Linked DNA regions of Mus musculus: region 1 is linked to region 2. Evidence: chromatin loops called from intact Hi-C (ENCODE). Cell type or tissue: heart. All regions are shown on one strand. Links, peaks and the distances in the headings refer to the core of each region. The heading gives the core; the rest is flanking DNA. Region 1 holds the start of Btrc (beta-transducin repeat containing protein). Region 2 has its middle 15 kb from the start of Lbx1.

Region 1 (15,238 bases), core at 4,104-12,103, 140 kb before region 2:
CACAGAGAAACCCTGACTTGAAGGAGGAGGAAAAACAAAATCAAAAACAAAAGTCAAGGGTCAGCAAATGAAAACCAAAGTGTGCTGCGGGTGCAAAAGGCAAGAGCTTGGTTGCCAGCAACCACACTATACAACACACAACTGCCTTCAACTGCCTGACTCCAGTTCTGGGTAGGACAGAGGGAGGATTGTTTGAAATTGGACTGACAGCCTGGCTAAAAAATGGCAGGCTCTAGATTCTGAGAGACCCTGCTTAATAGGAAGGTGGTGAAGAACACTAATAGTCCTCCTCTGGCCTCTGAGCACATGCTAACGGACAGTTAGTTATACACACACACACACACACACACACACACACACAGAGGAGTTGGGGGTGGCCTATGCAGTGAGGGTCTCTGAGTAAGGATGCCTGAGTTTGACCTCAGATTCCTTGTTAGCAGAGTAACTTTGAGCAAGTTATTTAATCTCTTTGAAATCAGTTTCCTTATATGAAAAATGACAGAAATAATAGTATTGAATCTGCCTCATAGGATTATTGGGAGAATGAAGTGAAATAATATACTAAGATGATAGTGCCTCAGAGATCAACCATATTCTTAGTTCAACATTAATTCAATCTGCCTATTCTACTTTTGTTATCTGAGCCACGTGTAAAGATGGTCTCTACTGGGCTTTGGGATATTAAGAGGAATATGCGTCAGGCTCCTCTACGCAGAGATCACCTAAGTGTAGGGTAGCCAGTGTGGAAAACTGATCAACACCATTAAAATACAACTGACCTTTCCCAAAGACTTGGGACCCTCCACTGCCTGTCTTAGGATGCTGGAACTGCCTTGCTAAAGGACAAGGTCTTATTGGGCGGTGGGGAATGATCTCTAGTTTTCACATTTCTTCTCATTGACAATGCTATTATTAAGATGTTCAACTTCGGGCTGGCGAGATGGCTCAGCGGTTAAGAGCGGTGACTGCTCTTTCAAAGGTCCCGAGTTCAAATCCCAGCAACCGCATGGTGGCCCACAACCACCCGTAATGAGATCTGACACCCTGTTCTGGTGCGTCTGAAGTCAGCTACAGTATAATAATAAATAAATCTTTAAAAAAAAAGTTAAACTTGGGTAAATAGTTTCTATTTCACCTTCAACAGATCCTCATATGAAGACAGGACTTCTGCTCTACAACACAGTGTCCCTAGGAAACAGGTAAGACTGTAAGGCATCCTGAGCACGAAGACTTTGGGCCATTAGTTGTTGCTGCTGATTTTGGTTTTCCAGAGCTGGGTATCAAACCCAGAGCCTGTGCATGCTAAACAAACTATCTACTTTGAGCTACATCTCAAAGGTGTTTGAGTGCTACTGACAAAGGGCTTTATCTATATATGATCAAGATTTTTGCATAATGTCCTGTCTCCCCTCAGCAGAGAAAAAAAAAAAATCTCTTACCTGCTTCCTTTCTTCAGGGTTTAAACATAAGAGATAGCAAATGATCTCTTCTGGAAGCTCAATAATTTGGCAATAAAAATTCCTAACAAATATTCAAAATAACATTTTTTTACTTTTATATTTAATAATCCACTTCTTTTTCTTCATATTCTTCAGGCGCTAGGAATTGAACTCAGGTTCCTAGCACATTAGACAACGCCTATCCATCCCTTCTTTTCAGTTTTCATTGTAATAAGCCCTCACTAAGTCACCCACGCTGGCCTTTAACTCACCCTATAATCCACAGGAGGATTCTACTGCCTCACCCTCCTCAGTACCTACATTAACACCAAGTCCAGCCTGGCAATGCACTGCCACTCATTCATCTATTACGAACACAAAGAATTATCATTTAAACAGTAAAGGTTTAATCCCAGCACTTGGGAGGCAGGGGCAGGCAGATTTCTGAGTTAGAGGCCAGCCTGGTCTACAGAGTGAATTCCAGGACAGCCAGGGCTACACAGAGAAACCCTGTCTCAAAAAAAAAACCCAAAAAACAAAAAACAAAACAAAAAAAAAGTACATTATAATTTCATATCCTGATATTTAGATAAGAGAATCCAGGAAAGAAACTAATTTAAAATGGGAAGGTAAGGGTGGTACCAAGAGCCTGTAGCTCCATCCATGACCCTTAAGCGGGATCACTTGAGTCTAAGAACTTGAGAGTATTTTGGACAACACAGGGAGATCCTGTCTCAGTAAAAAACCAATACGAAAAGGATGCAGAGAAAGTGGCAAACAGAGCTCGTTTCAAATGTAAACCACTCAGCCAGCAATCAATCTCACTGATTTAAAGAAAATCCTTTGTAGAAATGTCTGGAGATTTATTGGGCATGCATGGTGGCTGGCACTTGTCGTGACACCAATACTCTGGAAGCTGAGACAAGGAGTACCACCTGGGCTGAAAGCCAACCTGAGCTACACTGTGAGTTCCAGGCTACTGGGGCTAGTCAGAAAGCACCTATAACAAACAGAATGATTTTGTTTGATACAATTTTGTTTTTATATACTTTAAACATCTGTTTCTCAGATAAGTCAAGGAAGGCTGAGGCCAGGAAGACAGCTCAGTGGTAAGTGATTGCTGTGTAGGCTTAAGGACTGGGCACTCTGGTCCACTCTTGTCATCCCAGTGCCGGGGGGGGGGGGGGGGGGGGAACACGGGAGGACAGATTCCAGGACACTGCCACCCCCACTCGCAAGCCACTCCTCCTCACTCACTCACTAGGCTAAGTGAGCCCCATGCTCCAGAGAATCTAAATTCAAGAAGCAAGCTGAATGGCTCCTGAGGAAGGCATCTGGAGCGGACCTCAGAAACACACAAAATAAAAAAAAGTTACTAAATTGTATTAATTCGCTCAGTATCGTTTCTACTCAGCTTAGAAGCACCTAGCGAAGGAGATCCTATTAGTTTTTTGAGACGTTCACATCAGACAAAGATGTGAACCCAAGCGTTCTGCAATATCACTCACAAAGTCAGCTGGTCCCATTCATACATGCAGCCTGCACACCCAACTAAAAGAGCATTTAAGGCAGCAGATTACAGAGGACGGCGTCCAGGAATTCTTCCTTCCTGTGCATTAATGCTATTCTTCCCATCCAGCAGGTACACGTTCTCCCCATGCCCACCAGCCCTGATTTTAGATTAACCTTGACTGGACTCAAACACGATGACATTAGAGATGGTCTCATTTTTTTTCTTATCTTGAATTTCAAATCCAGCACAAGAGCATTGGGCAGTTTCTGCCTCTTATTTCCTGGAATCCTCATTGGAGTACAACAAAGCACCATATTTAAATGTTCATACAATAAAAAGCAGGCTCTCAACCTTATCTGAACTAAGCTTAGCCTCAACCCGAGGATGCTCCCATCTCTGCCTCCTACATGTTAGGAATACAGTTATGTGTTGTTATATTCAGCAATGTTCACCTTGTCATGCTATTTTGCTTACTAGCTATTTAAAAAAAAAAGTGTCTTAGCCAGGATGTAGTGGTATATATGCCCTTAATCCCAGCACTTGGGAGGCAGAGGCAGCTGGATACGTTTGGGGCCGGCCTGGTCTACAGAGTGAGTTCCAGAACATCCAAGAGTACAGAGAAAACCCGTCTTGAAAAAGAAAATAAAAATAAAGGAGCAAAACAAACAACACATCTTGGGGCCAGGGAGATGGCTCAACAGTTAGGAGCACTGGCTACTCTTTCAGAGGTCCTGAGTTCAATTCCCAGTACCCACATGGTGGCTCACAACCATCTGTAACTGTAGCCTCATGGAATCGGATGACCTCTTCTGGTATGCAGATAGATGCGCATGCATACAAAACATACATATACATAAAATATATTTTTTTAAATCTTAAAATTATTTTCCTGCTTGATCTTGAGACTGGCTGGGAAGGAATACATTTCTCCTGTTTCTTTCTTTTTTTTTTTTTGTTTTTTTTTTTTTTCGAGACAGGGTTTCTCTGTGTAGCCCAGGCTGGCCTCGAACTCAGAAATCCGCCTGCCTCTGCCTCCCGAGTGCTGGGATTAAAGGTGTGCGCCTCCACCGCCCGGCATTTCTCCTGTTTCTTAGACCAAGCACACCTTTTCTTCCTTAGTACATTGTGCTGAGGAGGCCTAGCTCCTCCCCATCAATTTCGTTTGGCTGCTGAGGCCATCTTCCAGCCCGTATCTTTTCTGAGGTTCTCACTCTTGTGGACTAAGAAACGGTCCCTCCGTACCTGCTAATGCTGGATGAGAGAGATCAGCGGTGCAGAATGGTTTGTGCAAACTACTGCTTTCTTCTCACTAATCTGCTTTCAGAAGTTAAAGATTCAGCTTGCACTACCCTTCCCAAGTATCAGAGGGCAAAACCATGTGAATGGTCTACTTGAAATTTGTAGTAACATTAAGAACAATCCATTGTTTAAAAATAAGTACAATGTTCATGTGATATTAATTAAACTCATGAAGCATTCCATTGCATGATGGCTTTCTCAATAAATTTTACATCATATTCTTTAAACCGAAGCTGGATGTGGCGGCATACAACTTTAATCCCAGTGCTTAGGAGACAGAGGCCAGCCTGGTCTACATAGAGAGTCCTAGGATAACCAGGGCTACACAGAGAAACCCTGTGTCAAGAAAGAAAAAAAAGTTTAAAAAATTATCAAGCTTGTTATTAGCAACTAAAATTTTCAGTTTGACTAAAGGATAACCTTCCACTGTGAGTACAGAGTAGTGCATTAATTGCTTGATGCAAGCTCAAATAAAATACCTTCTCTACCTTAAATTTGACTCTGAACGGAAAGACACCATATAGTGGGGTACATGGTACCCGAGGGGAAGCTGTGACTTACTCAGATTCATAATAAGGGTGTGGCTGAGCCGAAAGAGAATTGGAACCCTCCGTCTCGACCTCTCTTACTGAGGTGTCCTTCTTGGCCACTCTCCCAGTTGTGGCCTTTTCTCAAAAAGCAGCCACAACGGCAGGCAAGGCCAAAAGAGAAAGTAGCCAAATGTAAAGGAAAACTTAGCTTCTCCCTGTGACTGACTCAACTTTCATTCATGTGTGGTGCCCTCAAAACTACAAACTAGTACTTAGCCACCTCAGAGTCGGGCACTGTCAACACCTAACTCACAAAGCAGAGCTGAGGGAGTTCAGAACGTTCCTAGGCTAAGGATCACAGGCAGCAGTACGGGGTGATCTCACAATGTCTCTTTATGATTGCTAAGTCTCATTATTCCATAAATCTAATTAAATGGCAGGTTCCTCTTCAGAGCCAACCCTCGAAACCGGAAAACAAAACTGAGCACTTTTCTGACTTACAACTGGAAGCTGGCTGAGGGCATAAAAGCAGTACTGACTTACTCCCATCCTCTCCCCCAAGATTTCAAGGTCTCTGCTCATTTGCTTGTTTGTAAACAGGGTCTCAAGTAGCCCTGGCAGACTTAACTCCTGACCCTTCCGCCCAGTGCTAGGATTACAGACATTCACCACCACACCTAGCTAGCTTGTTTGGTTTTTTTGTTTGTTTATGGTCTGTTGACACAGGGTATAATTCCGTATGTAGCCCAAGCTGGCTTTCACCTGGCCAATACTCCTGCCTCTTCCTCACCATCCTCCTGCTTGTTCTCTTCCTCCTCCTCTCCTCCTCTTCCTTTTCTTTTTTGTGTTTTTCAGACAGGTTCTTACTATGTGCCTTTAGCTATCCTAGAACTCACTATGTAGACCAAGCTAGACTCAAACTGAGATCCACCTACCAGTCCAGATGTAGGCCACCTTCCCCAGCCTGACTCCACTTCTTAAGTACTGGAGAATAAGGTACAAGCCACAATTCCAGACCTGGGGTCTCAATATTTTAGAAGGTCAACACAGGACAGAAATTCAAGAAATGTCTTTTGGCTCAATAGAATTTTGTGAATGACAAACTTGTGTTTCTGAAGGTACGGATACAAAGTAATGTTTTTGTTGTTTGGCTTTTAGAGACAGAAGTTCTCTATGTAGTTCTGCTGTCCCAGAGCTCATACTACCTGGAGCTGGTACTCTAGACAAGGCTGGCCTTGAACTCAGAAATCAGTCTTGCCTCTGCTTCCCAAGTGTTGTTCCCAAGCCACCACAGCCCAGCTAAAATTTTATCTTTTTAATACACTTTATTTATTTATTTATTTATTTATTTATTTATTTTACGTGTATGGATGTTTTGTCTGCATGTATGTCTGTGCATCACCTGTTCACCTGTGTACATGGTGGGGGGGTGGGGGGGGAGTCCAGAAGAGGGTGGACTGGAGTTAAACCACTGTGAGTAGCCATGTGGGTGCTGGGAATCAAGCCTTCATCCTCTAGAAGAGCAGCAATGGTCTTAACTGCTGAGCAGCCTCTCCAGTCCCCAAAATAAAAAGTTAAATTTGACCAGCTTCTATAAATATGAATGGGACAATTTAAAACCTAATTTCAACTAAGTTAGTATCTATGTTTATCAAATTTGTTATGGCATTTTAGGCAAAGGCACAAAAAAACTATTCAACCAAGGAATGCTATTTGAAAGATGGGTTACAATTACTTCTGAAAAAAAACAAAAACAAACAAACAAATAAACAAAAAACCACAAGACTTGATTGAAAATAATGCATTATCCCTAAGACCACCTGTTAAGCTTAAAAAAAAAATCTATGCATCCATCCTTCTTTAGATGTAACTAGAGGCTGGTTTACACCTAGGCTATACAAGAAAGCATCAGATTAAAAGCATCAAATATCAGACTGGTCAAGGTTGCCAAAGACAAGCACAGCAAAGGAGAACCACCATACAAAGTTACAGAAACAGGGCCTAAGGGGTTGACACAGACCCTAAAAATGCAATACTCACTCTGTACTACAACCTAAAACTCACGGGCAACCACCAATCCCGACTTATCTCACTTTCTCTACTCCCTACATCCTTCCTCTGAAATTTCCTCACATCTCATTTCTCCAAGGACTTTCTTCTCACAGAAAGCAATACAGCACCTGGCTTCCCCCACTTTTTACTACCTCACCACTGAAGGCCCAAGTTTTGTTTTGATTTCTCTTATTGGTTATTAACCTTGTCCCCACTCACCTGTAACTACATTTCTTTCATCGCTTTGTCCTTACCACAAATAATTTTGACCCTCTCCTTCAAAACAGAGCACGTATCTCCTTTCTGATATTTGTAATTCTAGCTCACAATCAACACTGTCTTTCTCTCCCAGGAACTGTCACCATAGCCCTAGGTCTGAGTCCTTATCTTCTTAAATGAGGCCTCTTCCAGAGTTTGCCAACATTAGTAGAGCTAACTGGGATTCCACCCTTAGCCCTTAGGCAAAGGCTATCTTCTCAGCCCATCCTACAAAAATACTTGCCTCCCAGCCATGGTTTTCCCACTTTCGCCGTTACAGCCATCAGTTTCCAGCCCTGCCCAGTTTCCCCCTGCCCCCAGTGTCTGTCTTGCCATTATCCTATCTCCACTATTCCCCACTCCTGAGTGCACCTCCTCTCCCAGGCCTTACCCGTAACCCTGACACCGGGAAGGCCCCTGCCAGCGTCCACAGGCGTCTCTCCACCCGGGTTCCTCCGCTCTTCAGTAACTGTCCCCACGCCCCTTTCCCTCTGGGGCCCCGCGCGCCGCCAGGAGCCCCCACCTCGAATGAGCTCCCGCTGTCACTTGGCCTCTCTTCCACAAGATGGCGGAGCTGCTGCCCCCACCCCAGGGTCCCCTCTGTACCCTCCTGCACCCTCCCCCAAGCTCAGGTCCAGTCCCTCCCTCCGCCTCGCCACTGGCCTTGGCCCCCAGTCCCACTGCCCCCTCCTGCGGTGAGCGGGTGACCCTGGCCTAAGCTCAGCGACACGCCAACGCAGCCGCCTCCACTAGTCCCCTGCCCGCACCCATCTCCTCACCATAAACTTAAGCGCTTTCTCCTGCAGCACCGCCTCTGCCGGGTCCATAATCGCCCGGACTACTGGGTCTGCTCTCCGCCGGGGCCGCCCCTTTCGTGCCAGGCCGCAGCCAACGCAGCGTCCGGATCCCGCCTCCTCTTCCTTCCCCCGCCCTCTCTTTTTACCTCCTGGCACTGGCAGGGGGCCCGAGGAGGACCGCGGCTCTGCGCGTGCGCACTCCGCTGCCTCACGGGACTTGTAGTTCTGGAGGCTCCAGCGGCAAAAGGCAAGGCTACGCGGCGAACAGCAACTCCCACGGGTCACTGCGTAGAGTCGCGGCTGTGTGCAAGCCAAATGTAGAGCACTCGAGAGCCCGGAGGGGAAGTCGGCTGATGGGAATTGTAGTTTCCAGTCTCTAAGAAGGCAAAGCCGGAGTGTCACCGTGGTTACCAAACGACGCCAGTGGCTCCTTGCCTGGCATTTGATAGCAAGATGGCGACTAGCGCTTCCTCTGTATTCCAAATACTAGGAAAATAGAGAACTCAGGGTCCTTGGTTCTCCCTAATTGTGATTTTAGAAAACCAGACCCTCCTAAAGTTCATACATCTGGCATCTGCAGAAAGATTGAGACCTAGAGACTTGAGCCAAGTGTGCATGTAACAGCAGCCTCAACATCAATGCAAGATTCCGATAACATCCTAAGCTATTATTGCCTCTTTTTTTTCAGAAGAGCCTTTTCTCTCCCCAAGCAAGCCAGGGACAGATAGAACTCACTCCAGGAAACCTTGAGTTTAGCGCTCAGAAAGTATGAACTACCATTGCTAACCCTGAGATCAAAGTCCTGTGTTACATAAATGAAATTCAATGACTATCAAGCAAGTGAAATCTATAAGTAGTGTCTTTGGCCATAAAAAGCCAGAAATGGGAGCCGGGCATGGTGGCGCACGCCTCTAATCCCAGCACTCGGGAGGCAGAGACAGGAGGATTTCTGAGTTCAAGGCCAGCCTGGTCTACAGAGTAAGTTCCAGGACAGCCAGGGCTATACAGAGAAACCCTGTCTCAAAAAACCAAAAAAAAAAAAAAAAAGCCAGAAATGGGCCAGGTGTGGTGGCACATGCTTTTAGTCCCAACACTTAGGAGGCAAAGGCAGAGGCAGGTTGATGTAGTGAGTTTGAGGCTAGTCTTGTCTACAGAGCAAGTTCCAGGACAGCAAAGTCTACACTGAGAAACCCTGTCTTGAAAAATACAAAAGAAAAGAGAGGGACAAGATGGGGCTGGGGAGATGGCTCAGTAGATAAGAGTGCTTCCCATGAAAGGACAAGGACCTGAGTTCAAGTTTCTAGCACCCACATAAAAAGCTGGGGTATATGGGCTCAGTGGTTAAGAGCAGTTGCTACTCTTGCAATGAACCTGGGTTCAATTTCCAGCACCCACATGATGACCCACAGCCACTACTGTGCCTCACCTGGAGTAGATCTTTAATTAGGAGAACATCATTGGCCAAGAGAGAATGGTACTTAGGAATAATACAACAAATTTTGGTTAGGTTTCTGTTGTTCTTTCTTTTTCTGGTTGGTTGGTTGGTGTTTTCTGGGTTTGTTTGTTTGTTTGTTTTGTTGGTTTTTTTTTTTTACTTTTTTATTTATTTTGTGTATACGTAGGTGCACTTGGCTTGTGGAGATAAGGGGGCAGCTGGTGAGTTCGAGGTTCACAAGGTCTACATAGGAAGTTCCAAGACAGCCCGAGCTACATAGTGAAACCAGGACTCAAACAAACAAAAAGTTATTACTCTTCTTCCATAATGTAAGTCCCAGGGATCAAATTTAGATAATTAGATTTGGTGGCAAATGCCTTTACCCACTGAGCCATCTCACTAGACCAACTTAGTTTTGGCAGAAGGCAAATATACTCACTCTACAGGTTAAAGGAAGACCAATTAGTCTGGAGCTGATGCTGCAGAGTTCAACACTCACCTGATCTGCATAGTTGAGTTCCACACTAGCCTAGGCTACAAATGGAAGTCTGTATTTTAAAAAGTAGCAACGTTGGTCACAGCTGCTGTCACCATCACTTTATGCCCATCACTAGAAATTTTACATTAATAACTTCTAATAAACCAGGCATTATGGCACACAACTTTAATCCTAGCACTCTGGAGGTAGAGGAAGGCAGATCTCTGAGTTCAAGGCCAGCCTGATCTACAGAGCAAGTTCCAAGACAATCATGGCTACACAGAGAAACCCTATTTAAAAAAAAAAAAAAAGCAAAACAACAAAGAAGGGTTGTCAGTGGGTCTGCAGCTTTCTCTGGCCACTCACGTAGAAAGTGAGAGCTGGTAAAGCAAACTGGGAAGCTGTAGCTCAGGAACTTGTTCCGTAGACCAGGTTGGCCTCAAAATCAGAGATTCCCCCCTTCGGAGTGCTTGAATGTAAGGTATGCACCACTATCACCTGCTAACCAAGAGGTTTGGTTTATCAGCTCCATTAGCTAAAACACTCATGTACATATGAATTCAAAGGAAACTGTCAGGGGCTGGCCAAAAAAAATGGGGGGGGGGGTAATCTTTGTTAAAATTGGCTATTTACAGCTAGGTTTGGAGGTGTATACTTGTAATCCCAGAACCCAGGATCAGGAATTTGGGACCAGTTTGAACCACATGGCATTTTCTCAAAAACAAACAAAACCAAGAATCACCTTTCATGTTAAATCGATAAATCCAAATTGAGAACATTTTGATGAACCAACCTGCCTCCATTTCAGACTTAAAAGGCATTTTGTACTAAAGACAAATTGGGTCCATTCCTGTTTGTGACTGTTTCTCTAGGATTGGGCTATGCTCCACCTGTAATTTTAACCACAAGTGGTTCTGTACTGCCTATTCCAGAAAATGGCAACCATGTCTTTGTTTCAAAATTGTTATGACCACCCTACCTTTGTTTCAAAGTTATTATATCCAGGCATCTTTAATCCCAGCACTGAGAAGGCAGAGGCAGGTAGGTCTCTAGTGAGTTCTAGGCCAGCCTGGTCTACAAATGGAGTTCCAGGACAGACAGTCTGTTAACAGCTCTTGTTAGAATCACCTTGTAAGGACCACCTTGTTATGTTCTTCATCTGTAACCCTGCCTATTTACTAGCTAAATCCCCCATTTGGAAACTCCCTAACCTTGAGCTATAAAAGCCTTATCTTTCCCACAACCAAAACTGACCTCTAGAACTCCACCTTAGGGGGAGGCTAAAGATAGCAGGGTGTGGTGCATGCCTTTCCAAGGCAGCCTCATCTACAAAGCAAGTTCCAGGACAGCCAGGGCTACACAGAGATAAACAAACAAACAAGCAAAGTGTTATTTTGAAAGATGAGAGGAGAGAGACTTCTGACCCAAATCATTTATTCATGAATTCAAAAAAACTTGCTTTAACTAATTTGGCCATGATGATTTGGGTCAGAATTCTCCTCTCCTCTTTCAAAATAACACTTTTGTTGTTCCTTTCTTTCTCTGGCTATCTGGAACTTGCTTTGTAGACCAGGCCGCCTTGGAAAGACATGCACCACACCCTGCTATCTTTTCTTCTTTGAGGCAGTCTTGTGATTTTTTTTTAATATTTATTTATTATTATTCATTAGTAGACTGTAGCTGTCTTCAGATGCACCAGAAGAGGGCGTCAGATCTCATTATGGATGGTTGTGAGCCACCATGTGGTTGCTGGGATTTGAACTCAGGACCTTCGGAAGAGCAGTCAGTGCTCTTTACCGCTGAGCCATCCCGCCAGCCCCAAGTCTTGTGATTTATCTCCATTCTGACTGAACTTGGAATCTCCCTGCTTTGGCCTCAAAAAAGCTGTAATCACAGGTATTAAAACACAAAGACAACCAGGCACACCTTTAATCCCAGCACTTGGGAGACAGAGGCAGGCAGATTTCTGAGTTCAAGGCCAGCCTGGTCTACAGAGTGAGTTTCAGAACAGCCAGGGCTACACAGAGAAACCCTGTTTTTTTGTGAGACTTGCCTTGATGTAGCCCCTCATAGCCAACCAGTTTAGGCAAATTCTTTGGATCAGAGGAAAGAGACCTGAGGAGACTAATTCTTAGTATGTATCAGTCCCTAAATTCACTCCCTCCAACCGAAGAAAAGAACAAGAGACCTACTTCTAGCTCACCCTTCTATTGACTAATAGGTTGTAATTAGCCAAACTTTTCCCATCCTTTTTCCATCTTCCTGTTTATTTGTTTGTTGTTGTTTATTTTGTTTTCCCAGACAGTTTCTCTGTGTAGCCCTAGCTGTTCAGAAACTTACTCTTTAGACCAGGCTGGCTCAAACACCTGCCTGCCTCTCTCTCTCTCTCTCTCTGCCTCTCTCTTTCTCTGCCTCTCTCTCTGCCTCTCTCTCTCTCTCTGCCCCTCTCTCTCTCTGCCTCTCTCTCTGCCTCTCTGCCTCTCTCTCTCTGCCTCTGCCTCCCAAGTGCTGGGATGAAGTTATGCACTACCACCACCCAGCTCCAATCCTCTTTCAAAAGGTTCACTTATCGCTTGTTTCTTTTAGACAGAATCTCATACAGTGAATCCGCCAAGCTATTCCATAGGTAGAAAGAAAGGCTTATTGGGAAGCCAACTGCCAAGGCTGGGGTCAGGGGTTGGGGGTGGAGAGCAGAAAAAGAAGAGGACTTTAGATGATATTCATCAGGGTACATCAAATATACACCAAATACACTTCTTGGCTCTGTCTTTGAGCTGAAATTAGCTGTTCAGATTGCCCAGGGACTCATCCAACCAAGAGAGAGGTTCCTGGCATTCCGAAATAAGTATGAGTCTTTTCTACCAAATACTATAACATTTTTGTTTAGGATAAGGAATTCAAATATTTTTACCCTCACCCCTTGTGAAATTTTTATGCAAATGTTTTAATCTCCTCCTCAACTAATAAACCCTTTCTTTATTCCCACAAAAGTCCACTTGTATTCCTGGAATCTGATATAGCCTGAGGCCCTGACCACTGTCTCCTTGGAACAACCCTTTCCCTTCCCTAGATTTTCTCTTCAGTTTAAGTACAGAACTTACTCTGCAGATCAGGCTGGCCTCGAACTCAGGGATCCACCTGCCTCTGTCTCCCGAGTGTGGAGGTTAAAGGCGTGTACCACCACTCCCGAAGAGTGCTTATTTTTTTCAACATTTATTCTTTTCAGTTACACGGATGTGTACTTTACATGTTTGTCTGTCTGGATGACAGTGCTGAAAAGCAAACTTAGCTCCTCAGGCATTCTAAGCAAGTGCCCCAAAGCTGAGTTACACTCAACTCACAATTGTGTACATTTTAGAGTTTCCAGATGTCAGAGGCCAATACCAGGCATGGTGGTATACTGCTTGTTATTCTGATACTCAGGAGGTAGAAGCAGGAGCCAGGGTCATCTTGCCAATGCTAGAAATAAGTTTGGGGTCAAAAAGGAGGAGACTACATAGAAAAGCCCTGTCTCAAAAGACAAGACAAAACAAACAAACAAACAAACAAAATTAAAAGAAAGCACTCGAGTCAAATCTCTGATACTGAGACCACCTGGGTCTACCTACATAGTAAGCTCCAGGTCAGCCAGAGCTACAGAGTGAGACCCTGTCTCGAATAAATAAATAAATACATACATACATAAGCAGGCAGTAACAAAAAAGGTGGAGAACACTAGAGGAAGATGCTTGGCTTCCTCTGCAGATGCTTACAAGACCTCTGGCTTCTCCATCAGCATGCACAAAGGAGTGGAAACACCACACCTGCGCACAGGCAGACACTACACTACACACAGAGAGAGAAAGAAAAGGCAGAGTGACACACACCTATAATCCTAGCACATGGAAGACAGAGAGAAATCATGTAAATCCTAGGCCACTCAGGGTTTCTTCCCATGACCTCTGGAACACATAAACCAATGAAAGTTTAAAAACAAATTATGAGGATGAAGATAGCTTAGCCGATTAAGAGCTCTGGCTTCTCTTCCAGAGGACCTGCATTTGGTTCCCAGCACAACATGGCTATTAACAATCATCTGTAATCCAGACATATGTTCAGGGAAACACTCATACATTTATAAAATAAAAATAAATTCAATCTAGAGCAAGTACTGTGCTTGGCTATGCATACCTTTAGCGCAGCACTCACCTCTAGGAAGACAAGGGGCCAATCTGTTTAACCTAGTGACTTCCAGAACAGCCGGGGCTACATAGTCTTGAAAGAAAGAAATATTTAGACATCACTTTATCAGAAAATGGTCTTCTATCAGGAGAACCCTAGATCCTGCTGGACATTCTGTAGTCCTCTAACTACCTACTGAAGATGCCAGTGTTCCTTGATCTCAGTATTTGGATGTCACCAGTCCATCAAATGTCTTTCTATTCCACACCAATTACTTAATTACTTCTCTTGTATGGGTCCCTCATCCACCGCCATCTTGTTCCTAAGTTACTGCTCTCTCTCTCTCTCTCTCTCTCTCTCTCTCTATATATATATATATATATATATATATATACACACACACACACACACACACACACACACACACACACACCACACCCGGCTTTTTTGTTTTTAAGAATAGTTGAATTGAGCCAGGTGTGGTGGCGCACGCCTTTAATCCCAGCACTCTGGAGGCAGAGGCAGGCGGATTGCTGAGTTTGAGGCCAGCCTGGTCTACAAAGTGAGTTCCAGGACAGCCAGGGCTACACAGAGAAACCCTGTCTCGGAAAAACCAAAAAAAAAAAAAAAAAAAAAAGAATAGTTGAATTGAACCTTGAAGCTGTGCATGACAATGAACACCTACAATCCCAGCTCTCAGAAGGTAGAGACATGATTATCAGGCTAACCTTGGCTTGTGAGTCTGAGGCTCTATTATTAGGCAAAACAAACAAAAAAATCTTGAAAGAGCTGGGCGTGGTGGCACGTGCCTTTAATCCCAGCACTTGGGAGGCAGAGGCGGATTTCTGAGTTCGAGGTCTACCGAGTGAGTTCCAGGACAGCCAAGGCTACACAGAGAAACCCTGTCTCAAAAAACAAACAAACAAACAAACAAACAAACAAACAAACAAAGAATCTTGAGCATGAATACATATGGAGGGGGAATGATGCCATCCAGCCCTGCAAATGACCAACAGAAGGGGAGGATAGGAATGGGAAACACTGGGAGCAGAGAAGCCCCATCAGGCAAAGTACAAGGTGAGGCTAGAGAAATAGGAGGAAATAAGGTGAACATCTTGAAAGCCAAATAAAGAGATTTAAACAAAGGCAAGGATGGTAAGAGAGCCCCAGATGGTCAAACAAGGAGGGAACGTGCTACAGGTGTGGACCAAGAGACTGACCTCAGCTTGAGTGTGGGATACACACCTTTAATCTCAGTGTTCTAGAGGCAGAGCCA
Region 2 (15,238 bases), core at 3,189-11,188:
TTTCTTCCCACCCCCAGCAAACAACCCCTCTTTCCTGGGACCCTGGAGACATTTTGTGCTGGAAGTAAATTTGCTCCCCAAACATATACATTTAGAAGGGGACACAAGGGGACCTCAAAGATGTGAAGGGAATAGCCAGATTAGAGGCCAGTATAGGTGAGGTCAAGGAGTGTAAGGCCACCAGGGAAGGGGACAGGGAACCTGAGTGGGTAGAGTGGGTAGGGCCAGCTGCTCACATACAATAGTGAGCAGGGTAGGTGTGAGCTGGTGGGGAAAGCTGGCTGAGCTGAGCGGTGTGCCTGAGATGCAGGTAAGCAGCCGTGTGGGAAATAGGTATATCTCTAGAATATTCCTATGCAGAGCTAGCCTAAGTGCCTGGCCCCCAGGATATAGCCATAGACTGGGTCTTCCAAAGGAAAGGAAAACTGAGGCCCCTGGGTTTTGTGTGGATTTTGTGTGGGTTATGTGGGGGGGTGAGAGGATCTTCCCACCACCAGTTTCTCCTGGGGTCCCATCTTTGCTCTCCCAGGCTCTTACCCATTCTTTCTCTTTGATACAACTGCCTGTCCTGAAAGATACTTGGTGCTGGTGTGTGTGTGTGGGGGGGGGTTTGAGCTGCACAGAGACCAACAAGGGTGCATTTCTGAGTGTGCCTGCGTGTGGCTAGAGACTGAACATGTGCATCTGATTGATGGAAATGGAGCCTGTGCAACCGGGGGTGTTTGGGGGTGCGCGGCCATGGCCCGAGTAACCAATCACTGTAGACACGTGTGTGCAACTGTCTCAGTGTGCCTCAGTCTGTGCGCGGAGGGGAGGAAAAGAGTTGGGGGTGACCTGCGGGTGAGCATCGGCTGGGGTGTTGCACGGGGTGTGAGCAGAGAACCAGGAGAAAGAGCATTGGAGAAACTGAAGTAGGCACAACTCAGACTCCAGCACTCTAAACCTTTAGGCCAACACAGACTCAGGTAGATGTGCATTCACAAGATGGGGGGGGGGGGGAAGGCCGAGGGTACCTAGCCTGAAGAGAAGGTAGCTCACCCCCCCCCCCAGGGGAGCAGCTGGTGGTCTAGAGAACCTTCCCAGGGGTTTGAGTCTACTCCTCTACTCCACTCCGAGGGCAGCTGAGGCCACAGAAGAACACCACACTGTGGGCTCTGCTTCTTTGAGAGAAGGTTGTGGAGGTAGTCTCTGCCACCCCTGAATGGCTTCCTTATTTACCCCCTCCCATTCAACTTGATTACTAGGCTGAACTGAAACCCCTGAGGTATAGCTTCAATGGGCCCAGGTTCCCTACCACTCACTGGAAGGGGCTCAGCTCTGCCCACACCAGGAAGAGTATAAATGACCACTGTATACATTTCTATGCAGAGGGGCCAAAGATGTCAGTGGGATGGGACAGGGTGTAAACAAACCAGTTGCTCTCATCTTGGGATCTGGGTATGGCTGTGACTATGTTTTGTAGACATATCTGCTTATGCAGGCTGCCCTAATGGAGAGTTAGGTGTTTCTAGTTGTGGGTACTTCTGGAGAAGAAAATTGGTTACTTGTTTGTTGTTCTGGGACCCAGACAGAAGCACTTTGATGAAAATTCTGCCAATATTCTGGTGTGCTGAGAGGGAGCTCAGCAGCAGAGCTGTGTTAGCAGAGCACGGTGAGCGAGCAGGAAGAGAGCTTTCTCTGGGGGAGCTCTCGATTTTTGGCCCCAGGGGAGACCCATTGTCACCATGTGTATAAAGGGGTTCATGACAGGTTGTAACTACCTCTAGGAGTAGATATGACATCTGAGTATAAGGGACAGAGGTATCCCTGACTCAGTGACTGCTTCCTGACTCCCTCCAGCAGTCTCAGGACTCTGGAATCCAGGATGCTGTGGGTTGGGGCGCTGTGCAGTGGGGAGATGTCATGGCTGAGAGTCCCTTCTGCCAAGCAATAGGGGCTTTTTTCCCCTCCTCCATGCCCCTTCCATGTACAGAGGGTCAGCTTAGGAGCTAGGTGGGAAGAAGCAGCCTCTTACATCTGCTGAGAGAGCGTTCAAGGTTAAATGTCCATGGGGGAGCCAATGTACCCAGCTGCCTGAGGTCTCACACGTATGTATATGTAGAGTGGATGAAGCATCCCCCCAGCCAATCCAGAAACACCCCCCTCTCAGGCACACAGCACCACAAACACGGTCCAGAAACAATGAACACACACACAAGGCAGGCACCCAGTGATACAGACACAGGGTTCCTGGACACATAGTGTCACTGAATATGACACAGCACATCCGTCTAAATTCAGACAGCCACTAGCATATGCAATAATTAAGCGCACAGGAGGCACGGTGTCTATGCCTGCAATTCCAGCACTCACTTGGGAGGCAGAGGCTGAAGAATGGTCACAAGTTTGAAGCCAGTTTGTGGCTCAATAGTGAGTTTCAGGCCAGCTAGAGCTACATGGCAAAATCTTGTCTCCAAAAAGCAAAGCAAAACAAAACAACAACAGAAAAAAAAAAGGGGGGGGGAAGACAGGGAAAATTAAACAGGTAAACCTTAGATGTTGAACAGATTCACAACATCACTACTATCCGCCCTTCTACACACACCAGCAAGGGGAGAGGCTTAGGCCATGGTTTCTGGATGCAGACAGGCAGGTTCCCTCACGTTCTGGCAGCCAGAGTGGAGAGGGAACTGGCTGTCTGAGTGACTTTGGTGGAAACGCCACCAGTTTGTGCTAAAGGGAGCCCAACCACTGCGAGGGCTGCAGTCACAGAACAGGGTGGTGGGGCAGGGAGGCTTCTGCCTGGGGGAGCTCCCAGTTCTTGGCTCAGGAAAACGCCAAGTCCCAAACCACCCTGGAAATGCAATCAAAGCCGCCCTGCCGCCCACCCGCCCTGCACAATGGCTGTGGCTTGAGTCGTTATCATTTTTGTTAACTTTTTATCGACTGTTTGCTAGATGGCGTGTCAGTAAAGTGTATGATTTGAGATGAAAAATTAGGCAGATTAACCTGAGGGGAGAGCCTGATTGATTACTAAATAGGATCAATTTGAAAGTTTTAGTCCTGGCGTTTCTGCAGAGCCTCTTAATACTTCAAACTTCAATTTTACGGGCGATTGAACTAAGCATGTTTCTGACAAAATTGATATATGTATTAATTTGCTTTAACTGGTGATTAATTACTCTCCACTGAAAGAATTATATGGAGCTGTTTGCCTGCGATTTGCATATTAATCAAATTCTAGTTGATAATTCTGCCAGTGGGGGGGGGGGTCAGGGCTGGGCACGGGGCACAGGGTGTGAAGGGGCGCTTGTGTGAGTGCCGGTGTGTGTGCCGGTGTATGTGGGGGGCTCCCCACCCCCTCCTTTGCTCGCTCCCTGCTTAGCTGCCAGTTTAGTGCATTAAAACCAAAGATGCAGAACGAGTTTGCCCGGCTATTTGGCGGGAGCAGAAATTGCCTGTCCGGTTTTATGATCTGCTCAGCCTGAGCAGCCGGTCCTTAATGTCCCCTGTCAAAGTGTCCTCGATTTAAAGGGAAAACAGCCCCCGCTCTAGTGCCACACCAGCCTGACAAGGGACAAGGCAGGGAGGAACACCCCCTTAAGCCCCCCCCAAAGGACCATGATTTCCAGGTGGTACCCTAGCCCTAGGGACCCTGGGAAAATAAGCAACGTCCTTGGAGCAGTAGACCTCATGGACCGGTTCAGTCACAGAAGCCCCCCACATCACTCACAGATCCAAGGCACATTCAGGCACAGCAGAGTCTCAGAAACACTGCCAGACACTGTCACTCGAACTCATGGGCAGGAAGCCGCTGTCTTAGACATTCGCAGACACAACTACCCAGTCACATGCTTATTCGTTTAGACACCCGCTCTCAGGCCTGCGTGTAGATACACTCAGCTACCCACATGCACACCCCAGCGCACAGAACCACACACAGGATGAGAACACCCATAGACATCCAAGTCACGTCCACATAGCCTCGAAGGCACACGTGGTCACACACATTCAGACACACGCACATTTTCAGATCCACACACAGAGACTGCATCCATACACGAACTGAGACATAGAGCGCCCCCCCTCCCCATCTTGTGCCAGAGTCTCACCAGACATATCTAGGACAATCCCACACACACTTCTGGGCACACATAATCCCTACGCCCCCTCCTGCTCCCTTCCCTGGGCCTGACTCTTTAAGCTAAAGGGGGCGGTGCCATCAAATCAACTTTCTCCATCTCCAGATTCAAAGGGTAGGAGTGTAATTAAAACCAGATAATTAATGAGACAATATTCCTCCAGCTACATCTTTAATGAACAAACCCCTCCAGGGCAGCCTCTTCTTCTAGGCTCATTAAAGAGAAGAAAGTTGGGCGGTTTGCGGACTTCCCAGCGCGTTAATAACGAAGCGAACCCGGGGTGGGTGGGTGGGTGCCTCGACCAGGGTGCGGGAACCACAGTCACTTTCCTTGTCCTTAGCCCTCCTAATATCACTTTGGCCCCTTATAGGACCCAGCCCTCATCCCCTTCCTACTCACCCCGCCCCCCGCCCCCAGCGGGCTCCAATTTCTCCTGTTGCCCCCACCCCCACCCCCAGGGGTTTCCATAACTTCTCTTCACTGAGCCAGGCCTGGCCTGAGCTTACTGTGGTACATCTTTAGAAGGTACTCTAGGACGTGGAGTACTTTAGAAAGTACTCTAGGACGTGGCTGGCCCTCGCGCAACAGAGTGTGTCTCCCCAATTTCTTCCCACCTCCAGAGCGCCTGCGCTAGGCTCAGTGTTCCAGGTGGTCTGGCTGGATAAGGCTGGGTCTGTAAAGAGGAAGCAGAGGCCCAGACTTGAAGTCCTAGCTAAGTGGCCTAGGATCAGCAATGGGAACTAGTGGACTGGACATAAATTGGGCGGGGCGCGGAGCCGTGAGGGTCAAGTGGTTTTCCACGCACATCGTGCGCGCCCAGAAGAACACGCACTAGCAACAGCATACATGTAAATCGGCGCTCACGCTTGCGTGCACATAGAGAAGCCCAATCGTTCATGCATACACATGCATTGCCACAATGCCTGCCTGCGGTCCAGGCAGGCACCGGGACAACCTAGCTTGGGACTTCCCCTGTTGGTCTGGGGTCGCTTTAACGTCCCTGATTTCCAGAGTGGGAGCCTTTTACTCCTTGGCACTGCCTACCCCGGCCCTGGAGGGACCCAAATGGCTCAGAGAGACTGAAAGTCTGTACAGTGCAAGGCGAGCGGGGCTGAGTCAACCCGGGCGGCGGCTGTAGCTCTGGCGGCAGAGCCTGTGTTCGCCTGCGCCGGCTTTTAGGGATGAGTTATGTGGCAATGAGCGAAGTAAATCTGCATGCGCAAAAGATGCTAATTACTCTTAATAGCCTACCCAGACGCCCCGAGACTGGAAACCCAGAAACGTAAATCTGCTCCCGATAAATATTTTTAATTGTGAAATTTCCTGGAAAGAAGGCTTTGGGTGCGCGGGCCGAGGCATTCGGCTTTGGAGGGAGGCCCTCAGCCCCCCACTCTGGAAGCCGAGTCTGGAGTCAGGGCTCCTCGCGGGGGCGTCGGGTGCGGGCCGAGTGACCAGAGTTGGGCTGGCCGGCGCTGGGTAAAGTTAGTGATGTATCGCATTAATTACCAGTGTGAGCTGCAAATGGTTCGAGGCCCAGGGAAAATTAATGGGAATCCAAATTCTAATTATGTAGCTGTTGTTAAAGAGTTTAACTAGATAGTCACGGAAAAAATTGGATTATACATAGAAATATGCAGCCAGCGCGCAGGCTCTAGGGAGCAGTCTTGGGGAATCACAACCAGGCAGCCCCTACCTACCCTTGCCCTCGAGGGTGCTCCTCCTCTGAGGGAAAGGAATAGATCCACCCCCACCCACCCACTCGCCCCCACCCCCGCCCCCGCGTATAAATAACGATCCCAGGAGAGCCTATGGCAGCGGCAGGGAGAATCTCAGGCTAGGTCCAGAGGCTGAAGGTCGGAGAGATGCGCTCTTGGTTGCAGAGGTGGAGTGGAGGTTCTGGCCTCCTGAGTCCCTTGGTCTGGGTAAGCTTTTGTGCCAGTTTCCTAGAAGGCGGATAAACCAAGAGCAGGCTAATCTACCATATACTTCTTTTTAAACGACAGAGTAGCCCTGGCTGTCCTCGAACTCACGGAGATATGCCTGCCTCTGCTACATCAAGGCTAGAATCTGTGCCACCTCCCCGGGGGCATACCCTGTTCTTTTGATAGTCGCATAATTACATCTGGGTGCTGTGGGCTTTTATTTTTTCCACTGTCAGTTTAAGGAAATAGCCACCAAACAGAAGCCCAATTACACCCGAAGCCTCGTCATTCACTTTATTAAGGACCCTGGATATGTTTCCATTTTCGCAGGAAATGAGGTCTGATCAAGCAGCACTAATACCTCTGGCCTCCAGGGAGGGGGTGGGGCCTTTCCAGGGCCAGCTCCCTCCCCCCCCCCGCCCCCCAGGCCCGGGAGGCAGTAGCGCCAAGCTGCAGGGCGGTGGGACGGGACGTCTTGGAGAGACAGATACCCAACCGCTCACTTGCTTCCTGGGCCACCTGCTGGGCAGAGGCTAGGCCCTGCGCGCCTGCAGCTGGCAATCTACGGGAAGCAGGTTCGAGGCTGGAAGGACCTTCAGTCCCAAGAGACAACAGACTTTCCAGGCTCGATATATTATTCCCCTAAGCCCAACAACTCAGATCTGGGGATCTGGGGTTTCTGCTAAGGTCCCTAGAGCAGGGCTTGGACCACCAGGGAAGCCCCTTGCCGGGATCCTGGGCATCTTTGCTTTAATCTTGTTTCTCTTTTCATGTTCACTCTGTTAGTTGAGGAGAAGCCGGTGAATCCCAGTCTCCCTAAGGAGTCCCTGTATTAAACCTGTGCGCCAGCAGCTTTTAGACTTGAATTTCCTAGATGGATGAATGTGATTAATGCTTGCCCAACTAGCCACGAGGCTACTTTGGGACCTTTGATGGTCTTCCTTCCCCAAGTCCGACTGAAATCACAAAATAAGGAATGGGAAGGGATGGGGGACGCTTTGGGTCAAACCTCAGAAGATGGAAAAGACTGGAGAGGGGTCACACAAGTTACAAGACAAAGTTTTTCCAATTACAGGCTGCCTGGGATGGGGTGGGGGTGGGAGGGGATGAGAGATTGACTCTGGAAAGGAAGAGAATGGCCGGCTCCCTCAGATGCTCTGGGAGGGACTAGACATTTAGAGTCTGTTTTCTCATCCTGAAGGGCATGAGGGATATTGTCATTTTTTTTTTTCTAAGTTTGGAACAGATTCTAGCTTGGGGTGGGAAAGGCTGAGGATATGCAAAGGAAGTGCAAAGAAGGAAACCCAGGGATTGGGAGAGTCCCGGGTTCTCACCTCCCTACCTCTAGTAGCAAGGGGCAGGCGAGCTCAGAAAAGCTGCTGCCACAGACCCAGAGTCTGCAGAAAGCAGGTGGTGTGAGCATTTCCTCCCTTTCCAAAGTCTAGATTCCGAAGAATTCTTTTGCCAGGGGCCGGCTGGTGGTCTGATGACAGACTGAGACCAAAGTCCATCCCAGCCCTAAGGGAATGCTGGGGCTCTCGTCTCTAGTCTTTGAGCACTCGCATACCTCTCGCCCCCGTTCATCTCTCCAGTGAAAGCCCTTGGTGAACGAAGGCTGCTTCCCAGTCCTTGATGTACGCAGGCTGTCCTTATGTTTCTGTGAGCAGCGTCCTCGGACCCTGACTTCTGTTTCTTTGGGGTTTCAAAGTCATTCCAGCCCCGCCCCTTTAAAAGCCCGCGCTTCTCCATGTCGCGGGCTTTGAGTGCCACCTAGCGGCACTTGTGGCGACACTCAGCAGCAAGCACCCTTCACCCACTTCTTTCTGATGCCGGATCTGAAACCCCAAACCCCATGCAGTAGCCGCTTTAAGCTCAAATCAAAAAGCCTTCGCTTCAAAAAGTGTTACTGTCCCTTCCCAGCACGTTAGGAGGCTTAGGAGGCGACGCAGCTAGGAATAACAAAATACTGCTGCGGGCCTTCCTTTGGAACCTGCAGATGTGGGAAACGCACTTTCAGGACTGGGTATTGGATAGAGCTGGGGGTCTACCCGATGTCTCGGCTTTTGGATAGTAAATCAACAAACAACAACAACAACAACAACAACCACCCCACAAAAATGAGAACAACAAAGGCTAGGTCTTTCTTGGGCTGAGGGAAAAGGCAACTTCTTCCTGAGGTTGTACACCCAAAGGGAAAGTTCGTAGTCGTTAATCATCCTTACTCTTACCCTAGATTCGCTCTTTCTGTCCTCATCCCCTCACTGGTAACAAAGACCCCTCTGACTCCTCAAATCCGCATACTGGGTCCCGCCTTTGCCTGGGAAAGGTTAGACAAGAGCTCCCTCTGCTGGTCGTGATGTGACACTGCTCGGGCCAGTGCGCTGCAAGGCAGTGAATTTTCAGATCTGCTTCAGGAAGGAGGACTTTTTTCCAAACAGAAAGAGAAGTTTTCGCAGGCTTTATGAGTCTTCACAGGGAAGCAATGGCTCAGAGCTCCACACCAATTTTGCATCAATCGTATCTCTTTTTCTTCCTGTGGCTGGCCCAACTACCCCCCAACTGACAGTGTGCCAGCAAGGTGGGAAAGATTAGGAATTTCTTCCCACATATCATAGCTAACTAACACTGTGAATATGCACAAGTTTTTTTGGTCAATTATGCATGTATAGATGCATGTATGTATGCATCCACATGTGTATTATGTATGCATGCATATGTGTATGTATGTATGTATGTATGTATAAGTGTATGTATGTATGTATTCAGTAACCCTTAGGCCACATACTCTCCTACCCTAGTCCAGACTGCCACCGTCTACTGATACTCCCTCCATGTCCAGGCACAGCTACCCTCTTCAAGGTCCCATCAGCTTCACTATACTTCAGGATATTCTCCAGGTCTGGGCATTAGGAGGTGCAAGGGCTCCGTGGAGGGCAGGATGCCCAGGGCACATAAAGGATGAAGTAGCACTAAGGCCACTGTGGGTCTATGTCCTTTTCTTAGGGCCTGTCCTTACTGGAGACGGAAGACAGCAGTGGCATGCCTGTGACAGAAGCAGCACTGAGCTTCCAAGTCCCTCTGTGACCTAAAATGATCTGACAACCTTCCACAGAGGCTGTTGCTCCATGTAGATCCCAGAGCTCTGGTCCAGGTCACTTCAGTCCCGTTCACTTTGTTCAGAGCCGGGTCCCATGGGTGAAGCTCAGAATAAGCCAGTCTATTGGGCTCTTGAGGTCCTCTTAGGCAGTAGAAATAAGAATCCTGAGCCCCTGGGCTGGTGAGATGGCTCAGTGGGTAAGAGCACCCGACTGCTCTTCCGAAGGTCCGAAGTTCAAATCCCAGCAACCACATGGTGGCTCACAACCACCCGTAATGAGATCTGATGCCCTCTTCTGGAGTGTCTGAAGACAGCTACAGTGTACTTACATATAATAAATAAATAAATCTTTAAAAAAAAAAATCCTGAGCCCCAGGCCTTAAGCAGCAAGAACAATGAGGGGACCCCTGTGCGCCCCACATTGCCCCCTTCTTGGGGCCCTTGGTGCATTTCCATGGTACAGACATCCTGGTGCCTTTGGAGTCAGTGCCTGGAACCAGGACACACCACGTCCCTGCACTACCCCCATGGAGGAGCTGCAGACAGTCAGCTGCCAGGGCCAGCCACATGCTAATCTGAACTGCAGAAAATTTGGATTCCAGGACCCCACTGCAGAGCCATGGAAAGAGATCACTGGGAACACCTGAGAAATGTCCCTAGTGTGGAGACTGTTTCCTTCTTTACCCATTTCCCAATCCTATTTTGTTTGGGTTTTCTTTTAGACAGAGGCTCTCTATGTATCCCTGGCTGGCCTTGAACTCTCAGAGATCCACCTGCCTCTCTGCCTCCCTAATTCCAAGATTAATCACTTGGGTCATGACACATAGACACTTTCCAATTCTTTAAAGTTACTTTTATGAAACATTCAACTTGTTGATCTTTGGGAGGAATGTGATACATTGATATGTTACAACTGAGCCATTGCTCTAGAAGCTTGGTCAACTTCCAGGTTTAAAACGAGGCAAAACGGGGCTGGAGACTTAGCTGGCTTTCACGGTGCTGCCAAGAGACTGCGCTTTCTTCTCAGGTTTAAGAGGGAGTTTTTGAAAAGTTTGTGAGTTCCTTCGAGGTATCTACAAAAGCTCACCCTGTTCCTTCTGCTAACTTTTTTGGTCATCCATGTTTATTTCCTTAAGATTAGTAGTAACTAGTTTTGCCTCAGTTTTTTTTAAAAAAAGATTTATTTATTATTACTTTATTTATTACTTTATTACTTTATTACTTTATTTATTTATTACTTTATTTATTTATTTATTTATTTATTTATTTATTTATTTATTAGTACACTGTAGCTGTCTTCAGACACACCAGAAGAGAGGACTTCAGATCTCACTTCAGATGGTTGTGAGCCACCATGTGGTTGCTGGGATTTGAACTCAGGATTTTTGGAAGAGAAGTCAGTGTTCCTCTGAGCCATCTCTCCAGCCCAGTTTTGCCTCATTTTAAACATGGAAAGTTTTCTGTCTGGCTACGTGAAATACATTTCTGGACCTCTGCCCCTTTAATTCATTCTTGGCCATTTTCTAAGGAAACTCACTCACTTTTGATTCCTAGGGATGCTGGTCACAAAAGCCTGCTCTCCCATTACTTATCCACAACCGTGGGCTGCAGAACCCCTCTCTCCTCCCCACCCAGTGTGGAATATGAGGAAATCCACTCTGCTATTGTGAACCAGAACCTAGGTTTAAGTCTGCAAGCCCCACTGCCACCCAGTTTTTCCTCTCTGAGCCTCAGATTCATTTCTTGCTCTTGCTTAGAAACAGGGTCTTGCTATGTAGCCCAGGCTGGCCTCCAAACCACACTCTTTCTGCTTCAGTCTCCCTAGTGCTGGGATTATTGTCCGGTGTCATAGTGCCCAACTTGAGCCTCAGTTCATCTGTGAGACAGAACAGCAACTGATACCTAAAAAGTAGGCTCTGAGGGTTGAACAAGCTGATGTCCCCATAATGCTTTGCAAAAAGCACAATTCGGTGTCACTCTTCAGGTTCAAGAAAAATCCTCTCCACATGCAGGATATTGAGAAGCCCCAGCCTCTGGGTCTGAATAGTGATCTCTGGGGACAGAGCAGGCACTGCCGAGGTGAGAGTACGGGCAGGTCCATACCCTCACCTCCCTACGTGGGCATGTGTGGGTACCTCACCCATCTAGGGCCTCCTTTTCTTCACAGCCCATTGAACCCATGAGAGAAATTGATCTGATCCCTGTGAGGGAAACTGTTGGGATGAGAGTTTAAATACACAGAACGCTGTCCTCCAGGATAGCAGTGAAGGCCCTGTTTTCACTGGGTTGAAGCAAGTGGGTCCTGGCATCGGGAGGGCTTGTGCCCACGATGGAGAACAGAGACAGTGACAGTCATGGTTATGCACAGAAGTTTCAATGGCTGATAAGCCAACTATGATAGACACTTTCTGGATTGATTGATTGATTGATTGATTGATTGATTGATTTGACTGTTTCAAGACAGAGTTTCTCTGTAGTTCTGGACCTGGCTCTGTACACCACCAGGCTGGCCTCAAACTCAGAGATCTACCTGCCTCTGCCTCCCCAGTGCTGGGATTAAAGGTGTGCACCACCACCATGGCATCTTTTTCTGGCTTAAAAAAACATACAGCCTGCTGGGCAGTGGTGGCGCCTTTAATCCCAGCACTTGGGAGGCAGAGGCAGGCGGATTTCTGAGTTCGAGGCCAGCCTGGTCTACAAAGTGAGTTCCAGGACAGCCAGGGCTATACAGAGAAACCCTGTCTTGGAAACAAACAAACAAACAAACAAACACAAACCACCACCCCCAAAACAAAAACAAAAACAAAAACCCTATACAACCCAAACAGAAAACAAGTAGGCCTAATTGGGAACTCTCTGCCCCTGAGGCCATGCTAAGGTACATCCAAGCTGCTATAACAAATTCAAAAGCTTCCTGGGTTAGGCGTCTGCTCCCCTTGATGATACAGTATACAGATCTCTGTTCTATCATTTTCATTATTAATATCACAGGCTCTGTGGCTGGAGAGATGGCTCAGTGGTTAAGAGTACTGGTTACTCTTCTAGAGAATCCAGGTTCAAGTTCCAGCCCCCACATGGCAGCTCACAACTGTCCAGGAGATTCAGGGTATCCCGCGGTTCCCAACATTTTCATACTGACATATACGCAGGCAAAACACCAAGGTACGTAAAAATAAAATGAATATTTAAAGGAACCCCACAGACTCTTGAACCCTGAACACCTAGTTGTAAATCCTGTCCATGATGACCATATGGAAATTACCCAACCTCTCTGTGTTTCAGGTCCCTTTCCTTAAAGTGGGGGTGGTATAGTGACTGAGTCGTGCCTGTTAGCTAAATTAAGTCCCTCAGCCTCATACATTTATTCAGCACAGTTGGTCAGGGCGGTCATTGTTATATAGAGGCATATGGTAACTCCCATCAGCAAGTTCAAAGTGATCACTCTAGCTCCTGATGGCCCCTCACTTCTTGTGGTCCACGCTGATCCTCAGATGAAGACTTAAAAGTAACACTAGGGGGCGCTCGGGGATCTCCAGGCAGGGACAGTGGACGCAACGTCCCAGGTTCAGACACTGTCGTCATCATTCAGGCACCCCCAAGGTCCTAGGAGAAGCACAGACAAGGCTACTCCACTGAGCCAGTGCCGTCCAGTCTGGTTCACCCAGTCCCCCACGCTGATAGAGGTCAAAGGTTTCCTTCCTTTGATGAATGATCACTGATGTAAGCTGAGGACCTGAGGGCCCAAGGACAGTAATGATGGCCCTGGTAATGGGGACCCTGGCCAAAGGGGAGCAAATCCATTCACTTTACAATATAATGTAGGAAGGACATCGCCTGAGCTCACCTTACCCTGTGGCTGGCTGTGTTTTTAAACAGCTGTAAGTTCCAAGTAGCTCCTAAAATCCCTCTACCTAGATCAGAGTTGGGAGGAACATACATAGTGTTGTGGGTGGTGACATCTCTCTTTAGCAGAGTAATGGTGCCTCTGACCTGGGAGAGGCCAAGGGCACAGTCTCTCTTTTCATCTCCATCTTCTATGAAAGCAAACAAAATACATTGACTTTATTTTTAAACTCCGGGGACCACGTATACCCGTGTTTGTAGTTCAGCCTGAGAGTGAGCCTGGATTACCTGGCCCCTTGTCCCTCTCAGGACAACTGGTGGTTGTGGTTGAGGCTGTGTGGAAGCCCCGTGGTTGGATAAAAAGTTAATCTACAAGAAGGAGGGGAGAAGCTGGGGACCCAAGTAGTTGCCCTCCTTCAGGAGGCTGTGGGAAGAGAAGCAGTTGTGGGGTGTGGGAATTTCCTGTCTCCCTCCTCAAACTCTAGCAGGGGAAGGATGTGAGGGAGGGAGGAATGGCAATAAAGAGGAATTTGCCACAGGAGAAGGAGGTGAGACACAGGCCTCGTCTCCTCAGCCCTAACCTCTATAAACCTGGATTCTACCCATACAAACGTCCAGACAGCAAGTTATTAGAAGCCCAAATTCTCCTGGAGAGCTGCGGGTCTCCAGCCTGCTTGGAAGTCTGAAGCTTCTTTTTTTTTTTTTTTTTTTCTTTCTTTCTTTAAAGACCTTAAGTGTCTTTTTTTTTAAATCTATTTATTTATTTCATGTATACAAGTACACTATAGCTGTCTTCAGACACACCAGAAGAGGGCGCCAGACCTCATTACGGGTGGTTGTAAGCCACCATGTGGGTGTGGAATTTGAACTCAGGACCTTCGGAAGAGCAGTCTGTGCTCTTACCAACTGAGCCATCATGCCAGCCCAAGCCTGAAGAAGCGTCTTGTATCTGTTTGTTGACTGATTAAATAACGCGAAATGGTTTCGTATGGTCATTCCCAGCTTCATACTGAATGAGGGGATAACCTGGGCTACATGCAATGCTGTCACAAAACCAAAAGTACCTAGAAACCGAATCCGTGTCAATCAGTGGATGCTTTTGACAAGTACTAGGGTCATTTCAATGAGTGAGGCCTCTTGCCTGTGGTCCCTTGGTCCAGGACCCAGAACAATTCAGAAACATGGGTGTCAGAAACATGGGTGTCAGATGTTACAGTGCTCACTGTACAGCATGAGGCTTGGTGGGGTGGGGTGGGATTTGTCCAGTGTGACCATTTGCATGGGAACTCTGAATGCACACTGAAGTCGCTGGAGGTTGCGTCTTCTGCCCAGAGGTAAGGGAAGCTGTTTGCTTGGGTGTGCAAGAGGCAGATGCCGGTGTGGGCCAAGACTGAGGCCTCTGCGGGTCAGCTCAGGAGTTCCCAGGTTTCTGCCATTCAAGTTTTCTCTTTTCTTAAGCCTAAAACCAGGTTTACTGATCTCCCCACGCCCCCATGCTACACTTTACCTTCCCCCTTTTTTTATTTTATTTTACTTTTGTTTTTCGAGACAGGGTTTCTCTGTGTAGCCCTGGCTGTCCCAGAACACACTCTTTAGACCAGGCTGGCCTCAAACTCAGAAATCGGCCTGCCTCTGCCTCCTGAGCGCTGGGATAAAATGTGTGTGCCATCATGCCTGGCTTTATCATCATTATTATTTTTGCTTGTTGTTGTTGCTTGAGACAGGGTTTCTCTGTGTGACCCTGGCTGTCTTGGAACTCACTCTGTGGACCAGACTGGCCTCAAACTCAGAGATCCACCTGCCTCTGCCTCCTGAATCCTGGGATTAAAGACTTGTGCACATGACCCATTTAGATAGAAACACTTTGAAAAGGAGTACACACGGCTCTCTCACACACTGTCAACTACTGAAGCATTGCATCACCACCTTTGTCCCCAGCTCAGCAAGCAATATCCATACATTGCTGTAGCCAAGCTACCCATTCGTTCCAGTGTTACCAACTTTCCCTCTAACATTCTTTTCCTGCCTCTGGTTGTCTTTAGGACACCCCGTCGCATCCCGTTAGACACCTCGTGGTGTCAGAGGCCTCGGATTCTTAGTCTTTCTGTGACCAGTGATTCTCAGACATTCTTTGTTTTTCGTTGTTTCCAGCTCGGAGAGGCAGGTCTGGCGTGTTGTATTAAGCAGAATTCTCTAGAGGACCAGAATCGACCTGATGAACTTAGACTAAAGGGGGATTTATTCAGTTGGCTTGT

What was found. Peaks named below come from ENCODE experiments on the same cell type or tissue, not always from the same donor. Only the 100,000 strongest peaks of a DNase experiment are listed, where the experiment ranks them.
Region 1: it touches region 2 in a loop (2.5-fold over the local background); 2 of 42 quality-filtered maps call a loop at or near these places.

The regions. Positions count from the first base shown.
Region 1 is chr19:45,356,519-45,371,756 of GRCm38, reverse strand. Btrc (beta-transducin repeat containing protein) reads right to left here and starts at 8,023. Exons shown (of 15, transcript NM_001037758.2): 1 at 7,871-8,023. The coding sequence starts at 7,918. In heart, for the core only: a CTCF peak has its summit at 7,633 (motif pointing right); a DNase peak (open chromatin) is centred at 8,056; H3K4me3 peaks cover 2,123 bases; H3K27ac peaks cover 1,625 bases.
Region 2 is chr19:45,213,892-45,229,129 of GRCm38, reverse strand. No RefSeq gene overlaps it. Among named protein-coding and RNA genes, the nearest start is that of Lbx1, 15 kb to the left of the region's middle. In heart, for the core only: CTCF peaks have their summits at 6,574 (motif pointing left), 7,805 (motif pointing left) and 8,425 (motif pointing left); DNase peaks (open chromatin) are centred at 7,799 and 8,399; H3K4me3 peaks cover 2,045 bases; H3K27me3 peaks cover 6,493 bases.